4 separate regions of the Mus musculus genome follow, and all the other regions are linked to region 2. The links are chromatin loops, found by intact Hi-C in ENCODE. Cell type or tissue: left cerebral cortex. All regions are shown on one strand.

Region 1 (5,000 bases), 230 kb after region 2:
AGATGAAAGACACAACACCTTTACATTTATAGTAAGCCTTAACAGCACTAGAGCTGAGCAGATACCAGCCCTCTAAGCTATTTTGTCTACTTCCCTGTCAATAAAGCCCAGATGTGACTTGCCATGTTCTGCCTGGGCTGTTCTTACAATGACTGGCCCACGGCCAGTTCTTCTGATCCCTTACTCCATGGTGTCTTCCTCTCTTCTCTCTCTCCTCTTCCTCCAGCCTCTGCCTCAGACCCTAATCCCTAGAAACCAGAGATCCACTACCTCTCTTCTGCCCAGCTATAGGCATCTTTATTCAACTAATAGTTTTAAATTAAGGAGCAGGGTTACATAGCATCACTTGGTACATGAGGATTTCCTTGTCCCTGAGGCAACCAGGTCTTGGGGACCAGTATTTAGCATTATGATACATGGCAACATACCAAACCTCAACACTGGAGATCAGGCAGGTCTCAAACTCAGAGATCTACCTGCCTCTGCCTCCCCCCCCCCCCCCCCCCCCCCCCCCCCCGACCTCAAGTCCTGGGGTTAAAGTGCATCGCCACTGCCTGTTTTTTGAGCATGCATGTTTGCATACCACTTCCATGCCTGAGTAGCCAGAAAGCCATCAGTTTTCCTGGATTGGAGTTATAGACGGTGTGAGCCAGAATGTGGTGCTGAGAACCCAGTCCGAGTTGTCTGGAAGAGCAGCCAGTGTGCTCATCTCTGAGCTGTCTCTCTAGCCCTATAATTATGATTTTGGCTAAGGTTAAATTATTTTAAATTAAATGCAGGGTACAAGACACTAATCCCATTCCCCTACCTTCTCCCCACCTCAAAAAAGAAAAGAGAAGAAAAAGTCTATCAGCAGAAGCAAGCTAATTGCTGGAGGACCCTGACAGGTGAGCCACATGCTAAATGTTTTGTTTGTTTGTTTGTTTGTTTGATTGGTTTGGGCTTTTTTGGGGAGGGGTGTTGCTTATTTGTTTGTTTTGTTTTGTTTTTTGAAGCTTGCTCTGTAGACTAGGCTGGCCTTGAACTTACAGAGATATACCTGCCTCTGCCTCCGGAGTGCTATGATTAACAGTGTGAGCAGGGACTACTGGGCCCCTTCTAAGCTCCTAAATCACTCCGTTTCTCTTTTCTCCATTCCCGGACCAGGTTCCTCGGTTACCCACTGCTCCAAAGGCCCTATTCAGGCCTCAAGGTCACCTCCTGCCATTCCAGTCATCTCTGTTGAAAAGGTATTTTGTTTTAAGTTATCTACATTTCTTTGGGCAGGTATGAGCACAGTGCAGATGCCTATGGAAATCAGAAGCGCTGGGTCCCTCTGGAGCTGGAGTTGCAGGTGGTTGCTGGGAACCAAACCTCCGTTCTCTGCTCTTAACTGCTAAGACAGATTGCCAGCCCTTCCTGCTATCTTCTTAAAAACCGGTTAGGGTCAGGCACTTGGGAGGCAGAGGTAGGGAAACTGCTACGTGTTCAATACCATCCTGGGCTACATAATGAGACCCTATTTCCTCCCTCAGAGAAATACAAAGAAAAGGAATGAAAATTAGCATTATACTTTCATTCTTTCTTTTTTTTTCCATTCCTTTTTTAAAAGATTTATTTGTTTACTTTATGCATGTGAGTACACAGTCTCTATCTTCAGACACACCAGAAAAGGGCATCGGACCCCCATTACAGATGGTTGTGAGCCACCATGTGGTTGCTGGGAATTGAACTCAGGACCCCTGGAAGAACAGCCAGTGCTCTTAACCGCTGAGCCATCTCTCCAGCCCTTTTTTTACATTCTTTATTTTTCTACTTCCCCTACTAGAAGAAACATTATTTATTTGGAGTTTTGTTTTGTTTGTTCATTTGTTTGTTTGTTGAAACAGTTTGTCTCTATGTAACCTGGCTGTCCTGAAACACAACAGATTAGGTTGGTCTTGAACTCATAGAGATCCTCTTGTCTTTGCCTCTCAAGTGCTGGGATTAAAGACATTTTCCACCCCACCCAGTTTACCCCTACCTCACCCTGCACTTTTAAAGTGTGGAAGAGAGAGAGAGAGAGAGAGAGAGAGAGAGAGAGAGAGAGAGAGAGAGAGAGAGAGAGAGGGAGAGAGAGAGAGAGAGAGAGAGAGAGAGAGAGAGAGAGATGCTTCCAGGGACTCTTTATGCAAATTGATTGCTTCACTGCTCACAGCAATTCTAAGAGCTAGATGTGTGTTTGTATCAGCCTAGAAGATAATAATGGATTGTAAATTAACTAAATTGATAGAGATTGATAGTTAACATGGTCAAAAACACTGTTGAGCCCAAGTAGTGTGAATACAGACAGTCCTAGCTGCAGGGCTGTTGGCATTGTTTAACACAAAATTCCCAAGTTCCATCCCCACAGAGTCTAACTAAGCCTGAGAGAACAAGCAGGGTCGATTTTTAACTGCACTTTCCATGGACCACGCTTTGAAAACTCTCATCTTTTCTTCTAGCAAAAGTCTTTCCTATGCCTCTGATCCCTCTTCCCCAAGGAGCTTGCTTTCCACTCTGGCTGGGAATGCTGATGCTCTGAAGCCTGACGTACGCCCCCTGGTGGTCAGAGACGAAAGATCAGGAGGATAGCCAGTAGGATCCCTGGTCAACAGGACAAATTACCAATATTCTAGAATTACATTCAGCCAGTGATCCCCTGCCAGCAGTAAGCCAATGTCACACACAATATACCTTACAGAAACAAGGCTTCATACGACAGATCCTCCAGGGTGGCTGTCCACCTGTTTTGTTTTTGTTTTTGTTTTTTTTTAATCTATAGATAGATTCATTCCAAGCTGCATGTGGGCAAACTGTTCTCTGGTCCAGTTATCTGTATCTTACAACATGGGGCTCTAGATTCTAGGACTTTACAGAAATGCAAAGATGAGACAAGTTCTCAAGTAGCCTAGGTTGATCTCCACCTCCAGGCTGGGATTACAAGCATGTAACACCTCTCCCCACAAGAGAAAGATTCTCATATATACCTCAGGCTAACATGGAGCTTAAGATCCTCCTGCCTCGGGATTACAGATGTGTGCCATTTTGCCTGGCCTCACATCAGTCTTAAATCATTTACCTTAAAAAGAAAAAGTGCCAAGCAGTGGTGGTGCATGCCTGTAATCTCAGCACTCCAGAGGCAGAGGTAAGCAGATCTCTGTGAGTTCCTGGTCTACGGAATGAGTTCCAGATCAGCCTGGTCTGCAGAGTGAGTTCTAGGGTAGCCAAGGCTACACAAAAAACCCTGTCTCAAGAAAGAAAGAAAGAGAAAGAAAGAAAGAAGGAAAGAAAGAAAGGAAGGAAGAAAGGAGGGAGGGAGGGAGGAAGGAAGGAAGGAAGGAAGGAAGGAAGGAAGGAAGGAAGGAAAGCTGGAGAGGCGGCTCAGTGGTTAAGAGCACTGGCTATTCTTCTAGAGATCCTGAGTTCAAATCCCAGCAACAACATGGTGACTCACAACTCTGTAATGGGATCTGATGCCTTCTTCTGGTGTGCAGGAAAACAGAACACTCATATATGTAAAATAAACAAATAAACCTTAAAAGAAAAAAAAAAAAAAGACCAGGGCTGGAGGTTAGGAGCACTGACTGCTCTTCTTAGAGGCCCTGAGTTCAATTCCCACCAACCACATGGTGGTTCACAACCATCTGTAATGGGAGCTGATGCCCTCTTCTGGTGTGTCTGAAGAGACCAACAGTATACTCACGTACATTAAATAAATAAATCTTTAGAAAAAAAACAACAACAATTTCAATGCAGTTGAGGAACAAGACATGTAGTAGTTCTGAGTCCTCTGTGACGTATGGACCTCAAAGTCATGTGTGAGTGCAAATGTGTCAGTATGGGTTAAAACTCTGTTCACAGTCTATAAAAAGTGAGTGTGCAGCTTACCCAGCTATTCCATTCCTGTGTATCTCACAAAAAGCTGTACATACCCCCTATGTGAACCTGAAACACAGAGGGTTTCTACCAATTCTGTGAATGACAGCTACAAAGTAAGGAAGTGCCCAAGTTAGCACTTCTCAACCCGTGGGTTGGTCCCTTTGGGGGTCAAAGGGCCCTTTTATGGGGGTTGCATCTCAGAGATGCTGCCTGTCAGACATTTACAACAGTAGCAAAATTACAGTTATGAAGTAGCAACAGAATATTCTGTGACTGTGGATCACAATAATAGGAGGAACTATTTTAAAGGGTCACAGCATTAGGAAGGCTGAGAACAGGTGGCAGCTCTGGAATAAGGCTTTTGTAGGCCACGGTACCATCCAGCAATGAGAGGATACAAAGCCCGGCTTCATACAACAACACGGCAGAGCTTGTACATACAGCTGTGAGAAAAATGAGTCCAGCACTGAAGAGTCAATATGCTTGTGACACGCAGGCAAAATACAAATAGCTAAAAGGAACCTACAGCGCCAGAATGGAATAGGAGCTGGCTTTCTGTGGTGAGACTGGAGGCTCCTGCAGAGGTCTCAGCAGGATGCTGGGTAAGCTCCCTGAGTTGATCTCAGTGTATTCCATAAAATCTTGTCTGATTATTCGTTCATAATTTGTGCAATTTTGTGCTTATATATTTTTAAAATAGGGTAGTTAAAATTTCTTGGTGGGGGCTGGTGAGATGGCTCAGTGGGTAAGAGCACCTGACTGCTCTTCCGAAGGTCAGGAGTTCAAATCCCAGCAACCACATGGTGGCTCACAACCATCTGTAACAAGATCTGACTCCCTCTTCTGGAGTGTCTGAAGACAGCTACAGTGTACTTACATATAATAAATAAATAAATCTTAAAAAAAAAATATATATATATATAAAAAAAAAAAATTTCTTGGTGGGAGGTGGTCATGGTGGTACACACCTGTAATCCCAAGAGGTAGGATACAGAGGCAGGAGAATCATGAGTTCAAGGTCAACTAGCTAAAGTAGGAGACCTTATCTCAAACAACTACCACCAAGCCAAACAAACAAAAAACTCCTCTAGGTAGGGCAATGCCCAGAACTGTCTTATCAT
Region 2 (5,000 bases):
TCAGCCTTCAGACAACCACTGCTGGCTCCCCCAAGGAGGCCAGAAGGGGGCATTGGACCCTCGAACTGGAGTTCAGCAATTGAGCGCTGCTGGAGTGTGTGTTGGGAATAGATTTCAGGTCCTCTTCAAGAACAGCATGTACTCTTAGCCACGGAACCATCTCTCCAGCATCTCTACGCTTCTTCTTCCCCCCTTTCCTGAAACTGTGGGGTTCTCAGGGCATAAGCCAAGTGTGACTCCTGCCTCTTCTTACCTTCTCTTACCTTCTATGAACTCTGTGGTCACGTGGCCCAGAAACCCTCACTGCTGGGCCCAGACAAGCAGCTCAGCCTTTCTCGGGGAAGAAAAGGTGGGACCAGGCCAGAGGGGTCAGTGTTGAGCATTCTTTAGCAGTCAGTCAAGGAATGGTGGTGTAGTAGTACATAGAGAGCTACTGCAGAAGGTGTCTGAGGGCCCTGTGGCCAGCGGTCTGCCAAGGCGAGAATCATCCCTGATGGGCTCTGCTTTCTTGCCACATTCATGCATTCATGTTACCCATGCAACGTTGAAAACCAACTCTGAACTCGACCTGTGATGCTCACATATAATGCCCAGGTAATAAATGTAGGTTGGCTCAATACCAAGATGCGCGACCATCTTCTGTCTTTCTTACAGGAAATAATTGAACTTCCAGACAGCAATGGAGATCAGAGAATGACCCCCTCACACACACACACACTTTGCTCCTCTGTTTGACATTGAGCCTTCCTTGTGGGGACCCACTCACCAATGCAAACAGGCTCTTGGGAATCCCAAAAGGGCTGGGTGGCATTGAGACAGGTGAGGAACCTGGCACCCTTGAGCTGGTAGCCAGTGGCACAATGGAAGTGGGCGCTGCCTCCTGGGTGGAGACTGGTGACAGTCACATCTCCATACGCTGGACGTCGGGGAAAGTGGCAGCTCAGGAGATAGGCTGTGAAGAGAGAATGGGTGACAATGAGGAAGGAGGGGGAGGGGGAGAGGAGGGGGAGGGGGAGAGGAGGGGGTGCCTGCACAGCCTGCTCCAGGTGCCTTTGGGCTCAGAAGATGCATTGGAAGTCCCACGGAGGCATCTCATTTGTTCCCTTGTAGAAGTGGGGGTTGGTTATCGGAACAAGAGACCTGGAAGCTCGAAGACAGAGGTTCCTACCCAAGCCCAGTAACACTTAAGCTTTCTCTAGGTGTTTTCTTACCTGCCTCCCCCGTCCAACTCCTGAGTGCTGCTACTGACTCTAGCTCTGGCTGTCCTGGAACTCAGACCTGCAGATCAGGCTGCTCAGGACTCAGATCCACCTGCCTCTTCCTCCCATGTGCTGGGATTAAGAGCGCACTACACAAGCTGTCCCCTTACTTCTTAAGTGAGGCTGGAAATGCTTGTGAACCTGAAATCTCTGGGATTGAGACCAGAGGGTCCCGAGTTCAAGGTCAGCCTGAGCCATGTAGTTTGACCAGGTCTCAAAAACAACCAAATAGCTAAACTGAAACCATACAGGAGCTGCTAGACCTCTGGCACCCAAATGATGACAAATCTAGAAGTTTGGGTGTACACATAACAGCTCAGTGGTAGCTTGTTCCCTCATGTTTGAGCCTTGGCACTAAAAGAAAAACATTATGGAGGACTTGTAGACGTCACTTTTCCTGTAAGAAGCAGACGTGAGTTTCAGAAGAAGAGACTGAAATCAGGCAGCAAAGATGTCCTCAGTCCTCCCCATGAAACCTGACAAACCTTGACGGATGGCAACAGTAAAGGCCTCTTTGTTTTTATTTTTTCCTATCTTTGAAATGATAATGTAATGGCATCATTTCTCTCTTTTCCTCCACCCGAGCCCTCCCACATACCCTTTCCTTACTCATTTTCAAATGTATGGCCTCTTTTTTCATTAACCTTAACATGTAATAATATATGTATAGGTATATACATATATGTTCTTAAGCGTGACCTGCCCAGTCTGTATAATGTGACGGGTATGTGTGTTTGCAGGGCTGACCATTTGCTATTGGATAACCGACTGCTGTGTGTCTTCCATGGGGAAGACTGTTTCTCCGGATCTCAGCATCCCTTAGTAGGTCCCTCTTAGTGGTCTTTGCCGGGTACTTTGGCATATCTACAGTTGTTTTGTTCAGCTCACGTTTAGGCAGTCACGCTGGTGAGGCTTTATTAGGGTAGCTTCTAAGAAGTACTAAGTACTAAGAAACATGATCAGCAGGTCAGCAAGCGACTTTTTTTTTAAAGGATTATTTATTTTATGTATATGAGTAGAACACACGAGAAGAGGGTATTGGGTCCCATTACAGATGGTTGTGAGCCACCATGTGGTTGCTGGGAATTGAACTCGGGACCTCTGCAAGAGCAGTCACTGCTCTTAACCACTGAGCCATCTCTCCAGCCCTGCAAACGACTTTGGGACAGTGGGACGGATGTGAGAAAGTCACACTCACTTTCTTGGAAATTGGAGGTGGGATTGGCCACTCTGGTTGCTTTGGGAGTTGTCGTACCATTTATGACCACACAGGGGCAGCAAATCCCATAAAATTGTCTGGTAAACCCCAACCCTTAGGCTAAAGCCCAGGAATAGCTTATAAAGAGGGAGTCTGGCTTGGGTCTAAGAGGTAGAATGCCTGGAGCAGACAAGGAGAAAAGTAAAAAGGAAGGCTTGACTGTGCCTCTGTGCCTTTATTTTTTTTTTTTTTCTTGTCTTACAACTCTTTTTTTTTTTTCCATTTTTTATTAGGAATTTAGCTCATTTACATTTCCAATGCTATACCAAAAGTCCTCCATATCCACCCACCCCCACTCCCCTGCGCACCCACTCCCCCTTTTTGGCCCTGGTGTTCCCCTGCTCTGTGCCTTTATATGAACAGACAAAGGGGCTGCCTTTGGGCAGATGAGCTACCAAAGCTTGAGTTGACTGTGACTCAGTTTTGAGGCCTTCCCCACCTGTCATATACTTAGTTGCTATGTGAAAACAAGAAGAGAGTTTTGAGGGCTTGACCAATAAAAGGCTAGTTGTGACTGGCCAGTGGAGAGGGCAGTGCTTAGGAGATGGATTCTGGGGTCAGACTCCCTGGGTTTAAATGCAGACTCTGCCCGTTACTTCCTACACTGCCACCTTGGGCAGGTTACTTCTTTGCTCCATGCCTCGATGGTTTCTTTGTTTAACCGGTGATTTAGAGCACTGCCTGCAGCGCTGGGGAGGTTAAGCGGGAGGCCATATGTGCAGTGCCTGCACAACGCACACACCTACCTCTGCCCCGTTTCCCCCAAAGCTGGTTGTTAATGTTTGCCGTTGCGAGTAGGAACAGCTTCTTACATTTGCTGTGCTGTCTAGTTTCTAAAGAGCCCCTTCTCGCCTAGTACCCATCATACACGCGGAAGAAAGAAGGTAGGGTAGGGGCTATTGACCCATTTTAAAGATAAAGAAAGCTGAGGTTGGGAGAGACTGAGGGTCAGAGGGCTTCTGACCCTTGTCATACTGTAGAAGTGTGGTAGGGTAGGGATTGGAGTACCTGCCTGCCTCTCGAGGTCCTTTGCTTCCTACCTGGCCCCAGTTAATATGGGATCCTGGCCGGTGGAGTCAGAGACACCTGAGAGTGACAGTCCAGGCTGGCCTTGGAGCTGGTCCAGCAAGTCACTGATTCTCCCTCGGGGAGGATAGGGAGGACTGCACCCAGCCTGGGGATGAGGAGGAGCTGACTCCCTGGGAGCCATAGGCCAGGTGTCAGACCCAGCACCTGCGCTCTCATCTTCCCCGTGAGTCCCAGCACAACCTGGGGAGGGAGTGGGCTGGAATCATGTGAAAGCAGGGGGCTGGTAGCATCGAGAGGCACCCCCAGACTCCATCGTGGGTAAGTGCCACTTCCCAAGATGAGCTTCCTATTGCCATGACAACCAACCGTTCCCAGGGAGTCTGCACCACCACAATCTGTTGAGTTATTTTCTTGCTGGCGGCTGTTTCGGAGCCAACTCCAGTGCCAGGAATGCTTGGATGCAGGAGGGAGGGGCCTCCCCGGCACTCTGACTCTCCACCCGGACTAGGGGACTGGGACCCGGCCAGAGGAATCTATCCAGCCACAGGCCTGTGTGGAAGCTCACGACTGTGCCCTCTCCTTCATCAGCTTGGACAGCGCCTGCCTGCACAGGTGCAGGCGTGTGTTCCCAGGCCCTCCCTCACTCTCCTGGCACCCTCTTTCTCCAGCCCACGAGAAATGCCCGTGAGCACACGCTCCTCCTGTTCCCATCTCTGGGATCAGGGCTAATTACAGTCTATAATTAGGGGAATTACACTCATTAAGGAAAGAGCTGATCATTGACAAAAACTGGGCAGAGGAGGGAGGGCCGCTGGGACAAAGAGCAGGAGTGGGCCAGCTCCCCTAGGCTCTCCTAGGACTCTGCTCCCCCTGCTAGGCCTCCGGCCCTGTTGTGTTCTCCCACTTTTGTCTGGAAGCACAAAGAGGGAACTGGAGTTTTGTGCAAAGGAATTTGCAGCAAGAGAAAAGGTTACTGTGGCATGAAATTATGCCTGCTGCTGAGGAGGATTGATGAGCCATTAGGGAGGCTGGAGGGGCCGCCCAGATGGTCATCCCTGCCAGGGTGGGGACCTACCACTGCTGAGGGCCTGGACAACCTCTGCCCAGCATTAAGGTCCCTGCTGACAGAGGCTGCTCCCCCCAGTTTGGATGGCAAAGCCTTGACAAGATGAAGAGACAGGGTCAGAGCATTCCTAGCTCCAGGATGCCTGCCCCCCCCCCCCCATCAATTCTTCCCCCCTACAGAGCTGCAGAAGTGGTCTATGCCAGCGCAAGACAATGTCTTGATTGTTCTTACCAATTATCCCCCTGTTAGCACGTGCGCGAGGGGGGGTGGGGGGGTCTGAATTAAAGTTAACCTGTGCAAAGGACGGAACAGACTTCCAGCCCAGGGAAGGGGTGGGCAAGAAGGAACCCTATGAGGAAGCTCCAGCTTCGCCTCGCTCCGCATGCAT
Region 3 (5,000 bases), 120 kb after region 2:
TAGGATGTCAGCCAGAGAGAGGCACTGTGGGCAGGGTCTGGACCAGGAAGTCTGGCCAAGCCCCAACTCAGCTATGGCTAAGGGATGCTAGAGGTTTACTTACGTTTAACCCACCTCCACCCCTGTCTGTTCTGTCTTCCTGTGTGTGTGTGTAGGTTCTACATGAATGTAGAACAGAAGCCAGTCTAGGGCTGGGAGATGGCTCAGCGGTTAAGAGCACTGACTGCTCTCCCAGAGGTCCTGAGTTCAAATCCCAGCAACCACATGGTGGCTCACAACCATCTGTAATGAGATCTGATACCCTCTTTTGGTGTGTCTGAAGACAGCTATATATATATATATATATATATATATATATATATATATATATACATACACACACACACACACACATATATAAAATCTTTTTTTAAAAGTCAACCTGTATTATTCCTTAGGTAGTATCCATCTTGTCCTTTGAGATATGGTCTCTCATTAAGACCTAGAGCTCACCAATTAGGCTGTCTGTCTGTCTGCCCACCTAGCCCTGGTAATCCTCCTGTCTTTACTCCTCATTTCTGGGATTATAAGGAAGTACCACTGCATCTGGCTTTTTACATAAGTGCTGAGCAAACTCAGGTCTCCTTCCATGTAGGGTTAGCCAACTGATCTGACTCCCTCTGAGCTTTGCTGTCCTTCCAGGGGGGAGATGACACCTGCATCTCTGCAGGGGTCTTTGGAAGAGGTAATCTGGAAGAGGAAAGGCGGGGGTGACTGTTACTGCAGAGACTCTGGCAGCTCTACACAGAGGCTGGCCTGTCATGTGAATGTTCTCATGGTCATCTGGGCTTTTTCAGAGACATTGAACCCAGAAGCTCCCAGAGCTACAGCCAGTGTTCAGAGGTAACTGGTTCTGCTGAGAGTGTTTGATTAAAAGACCCAGGCAGAGCTCTCTCTCTCTCTCAGCCTCGTGAATCTGTCTACTTCAGAAACACGAATGTGTTCTCCTTGGCAGCGGTAGGATGCTAGGCAGGAAATGATTTGGAGCAGAGGTTAGAGTGTGAGGGAGAACCAAGTCAGTGTCATTCCAATGACTATCTACCCCAGCCTGGCTCTGCAAAGTGACAGCCTGGGCTACAGGGTCACTCGGGGGGCATCTGTATTTATCTCTCAGGAGTCCAAACCACAATATTGCCCTTTTGAGTAGAAGGAACTCTGAGAGATAAGTGAGGTGACAGATGCAGGAGGCAGAGCCTTCATCCACCACCAATGGCTTCTTCTGGTCCCCAGCAGCTGCACAAACCCTATTCTGTATGTGCTGTGGGGCCTGAAATGTCACCACCTGTCCTGGGGTCCTGGGGGTAGTAAAGAAGGCATAACGCTCCCTCTAGTTCTCTCTGGCTTCCCATGTCCAGGTGGGTGATGCCCTTGGCTGCCCACCTGTTTCCACCCCCTCCTACTGCCTGCTCTGCTGACAGAGAGGGTGCTGGGGGAGGGGCAACAGAGAAGCTCTCCATCCACCGCACTGAACACGCTCTCAGGCAGGCCTGATGGTGCTTGGACAGATGTCCGTAAGCTCAGAAGAAGAGCTTCAAGACAAGGCTACAGGTGAACCCTCGGGGACACAGTCCTGATGCCGCTCTCTTTCACACAGGGAGGGCTGGAGCATGCTGGTTATAGGAGAGCAGAAGAGGAAGGGGCTGGGGTAGAGTATGAAGTAGCCACTGTGGGGGGCAGAGGAATCAAGCATGGAAAGAGGCCAACCAAAAGTGGGGTGTTAAGGAGAATACGGGGTGGGGGGTGAGGAGGGAAATGAAGTCATTGGAAGAGAATAAGAGAGACCTAGGACAGTGATGGAGGAAAAGAAAGAAGAAAAGCAGAGCTGGAAAGGGAGGCAAGAAGTGAGGGAAAGGGGGGGGTGTAAAAAGGAAGGGGGGAGATGAGCGAGCCATGAGATGCAGAGCAGACTTCAGCCCTCAGAGCAGTGGTGCCATCCGCTGCATATTTATGACCCTACCAGAGAGTGAGTGAGGGGGACAGGAGGGGGAGCTCGTGGCAGAGGGAAATATGAAGACGAAAAGCTAAGCCGCTCGGGTCCCTTGGCAGAAAGCAGGCACGGATACAGAATATAAAATAGGCAGGCTCTGCGGGGCCCAGAGAGCAGACCAGGCAGGCGGGAAGGGAGCTCCCACCCTGTCAGCTGGCCCGGCAGCTTGGCAGAGGACTCAGGAGTGTCCCTGGCTTGCTCAGCCCTTCGGAGCATGCGTGGGTCCAGCCACTAGGGCAGCTCTGCTTGGCTTGCACATGAAGCCGAACCCACCTCCAGGCGCTTCACTTGGGTCTTTTCGAACTCCAGGCGTGTCTCCAGCTCCCTGATCTTCGCTTCCTGCCTGCTGACGAGGGACTTGTCCACCATGGACTGCTCCAGGAACTCCACCTGGCTCTGCAGAGCTTGTAGCTAGGGGTGGAAGGAGTGAGAGGAGAAAGGACTGAGTCCAGAGTAAGTCCGGAACGGGGAGGGGCAGCGCCAAGTCTGGGACAGGCAACATCACCATGGTGACTAGAAGACCCAAGGCAGGGAGAGATACACGGTGGAGGGTGAGGGGAGCCCCGCCCAGCGGAGCCATGCCCCGCCTGCCCCTGCATTTGGCACTGTTACTGCCCTTCTGAAAGGAAGAAGGATGTTAGGGAGCAGAGAGGGGACAGAAATGTGAAGCAAGGCAGCTGAAGCCAACACATGTACCATGGAGATATGGCTGCAAGCCTAGCTCTTCCTGCCAGCTCACACTGCTCTGTGGCTTACTGGTGGTAGAGAGAAACACCCTCCATACCGGGAGAGCAAGGCTTCTGCCCAGTGATTCCTGAGCTCTCCCTTCCGGGGAAACCCAGGGTACCTACCTTCTCCTGTAGCTCTTGCTTCTCCTTGTTGGACTCTTCAATCTGAGCCTGGAGATCGTTCATCTGTGCCATGTCCCGGGAGGCCTGGAAAAGGAGAGCAAGAGTGAGAAAGGTCCCCTCGAGTCAAACATTCAACCTCTCCCCAGCATGGGCCAGGGCACCTAGACTAAGTCTCTCCAAAGACGTATCTAGAGCCAGGGGTGGGGGCAGAGGCAGAAGCAGGTGGATCTGAGTTCAAGACCTGCCTGAACTACATAGTCTACAAGGTCTACATGGGGAGCTCTAGGCCAGCCAGGGTTACAGATATCAAAAAAAGGAAAAGGAAGAAGAGGAGGAAGAGGGGGAGGAGGAAGAAGAGGAAGAAGAGAGGAGGAGGAGGAAGAAGAGGAGGAAGAAGAGGAGGAGGAGGAGGAGGAGGAAGAGGAAGAAGAAGAGAGGAGGAAGAGGAGAGGAGGAGGAGGAAGAGGAGGAGGAAGAGGAAAAGGAGGAGGAAGAGGAGAAGGAGGAAGAAGAGGAGGAGGAGGAAGAGGAGGAGGAGGAAGAAGAGGAAGAAGAGAGGAGGAAGAGGAGAGGAGGAGGAGGAAGAAGAGGAGAGGAGGAAGAGGAAGAGGAAGAAGAGGAGAGGAAGAGGAGGAGGAGGAGGAAGAGGAGAGGAGGAAGAGGAGGAGGAGGACGAGGAGGAGGAAGAGGAAGAGGAGGAGGAAGAGGAAGAATAGGAGAGGAAGAGGAGGAGGAGGAGGAGGAGGAATCTAGCCAGGGATTTGTGAGGTGGTTCAGGCCCCGAGGATGTTCACTCTGTTGTCATTCCTGTCAGGGTACCTGGGCCACAGCTGCCTTGTGCTTCTTCATCAGCTCATTCATGTCCTCCTGATCCTCTTCCAGCCGGTTTTGAATCTCGTTTTTCTCACGCTGAAGTCGACTCAGTTGCTCCTCCAGCTGGTTGGGGCAAGGGTAGATCAGAGGGCATCAGGCCTGTGTCTGCAGGCCCTGGGGCAGCAAGTCCAAACCTGTCCCACCCATCCCGCCTCTCCTTGGTGGGGAGATCGTGTTGGAGTGGGTTCCAGAACCAGAGAAGCTACCTGGTGGGTTCTGGGCAGTGAGATGAGGGACAGAGCTGTTTGTATGGGACAGGAGGACCCTGGGGCTTCTGGGAGCTAATTGTTAGCTGCTTTCTGGCAATTCTTTCAAGGCTAATGAGAAGGTAGAAATTCTGCCTATTACAAATGACCCATCGTCCAGTTATATCAGCCTGACTGGCATGTACTCTGCCCACATCAGCCCATAGGGAAGGACCTGTCAAGTTGGTGACACCCCCTGACTTAGATTTTGTTCTCCCTGGGGATGGTCCACTCTTGGGTCATCCGGCTCTCCCAGCCTGGGGGTGGGGGTGGGGAAAAGACGGGCACCAGCAGCTTCAGGAAATGAACGAATCTATTAGCCTGTAATTCCAAACCAAAATGACTGCGTTGGCTCCTTCTCTGCCCTATCCATCTTGTTACTGGGCTGTGGGGAGCTGGGGAAGCCTCCGCCAAGAAATTTATTAACTCAGATTTAAATAAAATGGTAATTTTATAACAGCCTTTTTTAACAAAATTAAGGAATCTGAATTATTCACCTGGAAACTGCTGAGGAGCACAAATGTCACAAGATAAATCAAACCTGTGAGATTGGCATCTCTCAGCAGCAGGATGGGTAGCTAAGGGGCTGTGTGTGAAGCCAACAGCTAAGCTTACCCTCCTCCCCTGGCCCACTCCTGGCCCGAGATGGTACGGGTGGCCACATCCCAGGAGTGAAAACTCAGCCCTATGGATGGATGGGCCGTGGGAGAGGTGGGGAATTAAAAGGGAGGCATTAAATAAAAGCTCTAATTAGCTGCTCTTGGGCTTGTCAGTGGGCTGGGCAGGGGGAGGGGAAGGAAGCCCAGCATCCCAGCCTCTTATCGGAGCTTCTGCTAATCTCTAGGCACCTGTTTACATCCCTCAGCCACATTAGCTGCCTTTATTTATGATTCCAGGGCCTGCGGCCAAGCTCCCAGAGGCAGGTGGTTAAACGGGGAGATGTGCGCCCTGGCTGGCTCCCTCTTCTGCCAGCTCTCCCTCCTCTTAAGACTCTGCTTTGAGTTG
Region 4 (5,000 bases), 140 kb after region 2:
CAGCCCAGCCTCACAGGGGTCTCCCGGGGGCAGGTCCAGCTCACTGCTGCTGCTGACTCTGCGGGAAGAGGCAGACCGGGGCTCCCCAGGCCAGCCCTCGGCCACAGGAAGGAAGCAGTGCACGAAATGCATCTTGGACCTCTTGATGGTATCAATGAGGGCATCCTGCCAAAGGGAAAGGGACGCCTTCAGTGCTCCGATGTCTGGTACCTCCACTCCTCATATGAGAGCAGCTGGTCTGCCACCTGCTAGGACATTGTTAAGCCCAGACACCCCTGCCCTCCTCAGGCCTGGCTGGCCAGACACAGCCACCCTACTAGCAGTGATCGAGGCCAGTGGATCTGAGTGGGCTCCCATGCCGTTAGTGTGCTGAGTGCCCACACTGCCAGAGGAAGGGACCTGGGACCTGCTGAACACTTACTACTTGCAGCTTAATCTGTATGCACAGCGACTTCTTCTTGACAGCGGCCATGCCGGTGGTGAAGGTTTTCCTCATGCTGGTTGCCCGGCGCAAGGCCAGCTGGGAGCCACCTTCCAGGCCTGCAATCGAGCCTGAGAGCACCGTGGCACTGCCCGCCCGGCCCAGAAACAGGTTACTGATGATCTTTCTGCAGGAGGCAAGGCCAGAAAAGGAGTTGCAACGTGGGGCAACAGAGGCTGCACTCCACCCCCTACACACACACACACACACACACACACACACACACACACACACAAAACCAATACGGCTGTGGTCAGAGGCTTGAGCCATCTTTACTGGGGCAGTATGTCTCATATTCTACAGGGAAACCAGAAGGAGAGACAACTCAAGACAGGCAGAGGCCGTACAAGGGAGAGGGCAGTGGGAGAATCCGCTCCTTCCTCGCCGGTGAGGGGAGATGTTTCTAATGTACAGTTCAGCACGCCATAATTAGTCTGTGTACTGCATCTCTTGGTCAGTACCTCTCTCGTGTAGGGCAGGGATGTGTGTTCTCTTCACTGATAACTACCTGGTACCTACAAGTCCTGCCTGCAGAGGGAGAATCTATGATGTAAATGAGTAAATAACAGGGCTTATGTGATTTCTGGGTTTTAACTGCTCCTATTTGTTTGTTGTTTTGTTTATTTGTTTTTGTTTTGTTTTGTTTTGTTTTTCAAAACAGGTTTTCTCTGTACAGCCTTGGTAATCCTGGAAGTTACTTTGTAGACCAGGCTGACCTCAGATTCACAGAGATCCATCTGCCTCTGCTTCCTGAGTGCTGGGGTTAAAGGAAGGTTCCACCACCACCCATGGATTTCTGGGTTTTAAAATAATTTTTTTGTTTCTGAATTTTGTTGAGAGGTCTGCAAAGATAGCTTACCAGCTCAAAGTGCTGACTGCTCTTGCAGAGGACCCATGGCAAGTGGCTCACTTACCATCGTAACTCTCATGCCAGGGCATCTGACGCCCTCTTCTGGCCTCTTATGGGCACTGCACACATGTACTGCTCCTCTCCCCTCATATACACATAATATAAAAAAATAAAATCTTCTAAAAATGCAGCCAAGGATGACCGTGAACTTCTGACACCCCTGCTACTCATTTCTGAGCGTTTAGGCTATGGGTGTGTGCTACTGAGTTTGCTGACCGTGTGTGTTTTCTCTGAAGAGTGAGGGAACCATCCACACTGAAAACTATCGGCACTTCTAACCATGCCTCCCATCTCTATTCCTGTGTCCTCAAGCCCTTGTGACCTTGACTGTTGTCTCAGGGGCCAGAGGCTTATCTGCCTTGCTATCGATGGGACTGTGACATATCACCAGAGGAAGGGAGCCCAGAGAACAGTTGTAGGGTCGGGACATGAGGTGGCCTTACTTCTGGGAGTCCTGCAGAAGCCGGGGTGCATTCTGGGTGGCTGGGTTCTGCTTGGTGTAATTCAGCCAGCCAGCCACGTTGTACTCCACCCAGTTGGTACCGTGGCTGTGGCCCAGGAGAAAGTGCCGAGGTTTGCTACTTCGCAGAAGAGGACTCTGGCCTGAGGGCACATGAAGCAAAGTTCTGACTGTCAGGACCCAGACGCCGATGTACAGGTAGAGAGTCCACCCGGCTTTTCCAAAGCAGAAGGGCTGTCCTCCAGGCACTACCTACCTTTTTTGTCACCCTCCTGGGGGCCATAATAGGAGAAAAGACGATCAAGGAGGGCATCCTCTGTCGCACCAGGCACCAGTGCCTCCTCTTCCAGGAGCCACAGTAGCCCTCTTGCCTCATCGGCATGGGCCAGTGAGCGAACCTATGTTCAAGGGAAAAGATCCGGCTTAGCTGTGTGGAGCTGTGCAAAAGGAGCCGTCCCCTCCCAACCACACGCTATTAACAGGTGCTTGAATCTGAACGGTGTGGTGCTGGTTGCTCACTGCTGCCACCTTGTGGATGAGATGGGCATACATGGAACAAGAGCTGAGATAGAATGCTAAGAATCCACCATAAAAGACTGATGGGACTCGGGGTCCAAAGGGACCCAAGACTGAAGCTCCTTCTGATGTGCATTCATACTTAGAACTTCTCCTCAATCCTTATCCCCTCAGAAGGCACGGGAGCAAGGTCAGCCCCCATACTGCCCTCACTCCCTGGAGGATTCAGTGTGATGAAGTCTGTAAGTCTGTGCACAGCCAAGGCTCAAAGGAGGCTTTTCTCTGCTTATTTATTTTGAAATAGGGTCTAACTTTGTGGACCAGGGTGGCTTCAAACCCACAGAGATCGATGTGACTCTGCCTCCAGAGTGTTGGGATTAAAGGCATGTGCCACCACACCCAGCTTCAAAGAAGGCTCTTCATAAATGATGGCTGTCATGTTAACATTGGTCCCCGTGGGGAGAACCCAGAGAGTGCCCAGATCTCTGCTGGCCACAAACACAAGGACTAAACCCCCGAGGCAGGTGACTCTTTAGAGGCAGTGGTCAACAGAGGCAGAGTGGGTAAAAGCAGGATGTGTCCCTACCTGAAGGGAATGACGGCCATTCAAGCCGACTACTGTCCTGGAAGAGCCTGCATGTAGTGAGTGTTGGCAAATATTCTCATTCTCTCTCATTCTTCCTCTCTCTCATTCTCTCTCTCCCCATCCCCCCACTCAGGTGTGCACATGTGTGCACATGTGTGTAGAGCAGAAGCTAATGCCAGGTATCTTCCTTCCTCAAGGTGTCTCCATCTTACATACTGAGACAGGGTTCCTTGCCTTAACTTATCAGTTTGGCTAGTCTAGCTAGCCAGCTTCTCTGGGGATCTCCTGTCTCTGTCTCCTGGGTGAATTCCAATTTTCACAGCAAGAGCTTTGCCAAATGAGCTACTCGCCTGGCCTCTAAGCCTCTGGTTTTTTCAAGAGAGGCTGGAATTCGTTCTACTACCCCATGGAGACCAAGGAAACCAAGCCTGCGGCCACATCTGGCCTAAGGTGCCCTTCCTGTGCCTCTGTCTCTGGATTATCTCCCTTGTCTTCCTTAGGCAGGAAGAACTGCCCACACCGCATTCTTGCTTGGCTTTTAGGGCCTGGCAGACAAGAAAAATAAGACAATTGATCTCTTTGATCTACTGCCTGTATCTTTTTCCCCATAGAAGGGAGTAGGGTATGAGTCCCAGAAGGCCAAGGGCCAGTGGGTGGGGATGGTATTCTAGTAGCTGGAGAAGAATAGCAGGACGGAGTGATGTGATATGTGGCACTGGAGATCCCTCCCCAGAACCAGCAGAGACCTTGGGAGGCTGCCTGATTTACAGCCTGACACACGTCTGCCCCCTGCTGCTCAGGAGACGCCAGGACAACTTCCTCACATCTGAAGATGTCAAAGGCTCTCCAGGGAGGCCACCACAGGAGCCCAGGTGTTAGGAATAGAAACTCTGTCTTCCCTGGAGAGTTTCCTGGCACTCTAAGCATTTGTCCCCACGCCTGTGCTAGCCCAGCAGGGACCACCGCAGGCAAACAGGGAGACCAAGAGCTCTGCTGCCCAGCAAAAATAGCACTCTCCAAAAAAAAATGTATAGGCTGCAGATTCTGGAATTGGTGACAATCACCAAACGCCAAGTCCTCGTTAGGCCAGCCACTGCCCCAGGCAACAAGATATCCAAGATAAAGGATGACAGCTTGTTCCCCACGGCTGTGGAGTGAGGACTCACATACTTATCTTTGCCCCTACACTGTTTCCCTGTTTGAGGGTGCTGCTGCCTCCTCGAAGGCCCTGGGAGACTGCATCTGCCTTCCTCTTGTGACGATGGAGGGAAGGATTATAGCCTCTCAATTTGGAGTCTCACCCCACACCCTCAACCCACAGCAGCAGACATTAGGGTTTGTGGCAAGTACACTGAAGGCTCAGAAAGGCTTAGGACAGGGTCTGAGCCTCAGGTAGCAAGAGAAGAGGGGCATTTTTTTGTCTGGCTGGGACTCTGGGTTATGGTTCCCCATTCTGCCAGGCAGGAGAGCGTGCCACCCTCACAGGCAGACGGGGTACCTGCAGTGATGCCGTGAATGCTATATGGGTGTGATCCTTCCTCAGGCCACAGCAGCAGCCCCCGCAGCAGCTCTGCCAGAGGGAGGGCTCTACCAGAGACCAGCGAGTGGAAAGAGTCTAGGCTAGCCTATGCTTCCCTAACATTCCTACCAGGTGGGAAGCCTGGTCCACAGCAGCCACGGAGTCATCTGCAACTGGCTCCAAGTCATCAAACGCCAGTTCTATGTTATCCTAGGAAAGAAGGCACAACGGTAATGCACAAGGGACCACAGAGTATACAGGAGTGGGCTGTGCAGCCACAGGAGCGGACTGGGCAGGGCCTCTAGGGTCAGCAAATGCAATGCCTCATCTCCATGCAGCCCCCCACCCCAAACTATCTCAAAGGACAAACTGTTCATCACCTCCCACTCTCAGGATTCTTTGACAGCTAAGATCCCCCCCATTCTCTTTTCATACTAAACCGCAGTCATGCTCGGCTGTTATGTGAACCAGTTGATTAGGCAATGCCGAATAAGCCCTCTCTCCATTTCACCCAATCATCCTCAGAAC

What was found. A loop is a pair of places that touch in the nucleus more often than their neighbours do. Peaks named below come from ENCODE experiments on the same cell type or tissue, not always from the same donor. Only the 100,000 strongest peaks of a DNase experiment are listed, where the experiment ranks them.
Region 1: it touches region 2 in a loop (2.3-fold over the local background); 21 of 42 quality-filtered maps call a loop at or near these places.
Region 3: a loop joins it to region 2, with 2.9 times the contacts of the local background. A loop is called at or near these places in 4 of 42 quality-filtered maps.
Region 4: it touches region 2 in a loop (6-fold over the local background); 41 of 42 quality-filtered maps call a loop at or near these places.

Annotation. Positions count from the first base shown.
Region 1 is chr11:77,735,031-77,740,030 of GRCm38, reverse strand. No RefSeq gene overlaps it. Among named protein-coding and RNA genes, the nearest start is that of Cryba1, 12 kb to the right of the region's middle. In left cerebral cortex, a CTCF peak has its summit at 2,571 (motif pointing left); a DNase peak (open chromatin) is centred at 2,559.
Region 2 is chr11:77,964,854-77,969,853 of GRCm38, reverse strand. It overlaps Sez6 (seizure related gene 6), which reads right to left. Exons shown (of 17, transcript NM_021286.4): 5 at 767-952. Among named protein-coding and RNA genes, the nearest start is that of Phf12, 15 kb to the left of the region's middle. In left cerebral cortex, a CTCF peak has its summit at 2,520; DNase peaks (open chromatin) are centred at 2,531, 3,179, 3,262 and 3,921; H3K27ac peaks cover 2,074 bases.
Region 3 is chr11:77,848,183-77,853,182 of GRCm38, reverse strand. It overlaps Myo18a (myosin XVIIIA), which reads right to left. Exons shown (of 41, transcript NM_001291213.1): 35 at 3,697-3,813; 36 at 2,878-2,961; 37 at 2,300-2,437. Among named protein-coding and RNA genes, the nearest start is that of Gm36875, 9.9 kb to the right of the region's middle. In left cerebral cortex, a CTCF peak has its summit at 2,269; DNase peaks (open chromatin) are centred at 2,186, 2,504 and 2,672; H3K27ac peaks cover 3,111 bases.
Region 4 is chr11:77,824,785-77,829,784 of GRCm38, reverse strand. Myo18a (myosin XVIIIA) reads right to left here. Exons shown (of 41, transcript NM_001291213.1): 15 at 4,602-4,682; 16 at 2,108-2,249; 17 at 1,835-1,994; 18 at 422-608; 19 at 1-165. Among named protein-coding and RNA genes, the nearest start is that of Gm36875, 13 kb to the left of the region's middle. In left cerebral cortex, CTCF peaks have their summits at 1,432 (motif pointing left), 2,381 (motif pointing left) and 3,756 (motif pointing left); DNase peaks (open chromatin) are centred at 2,379 and 3,739; H3K27ac peaks cover 1,101 bases.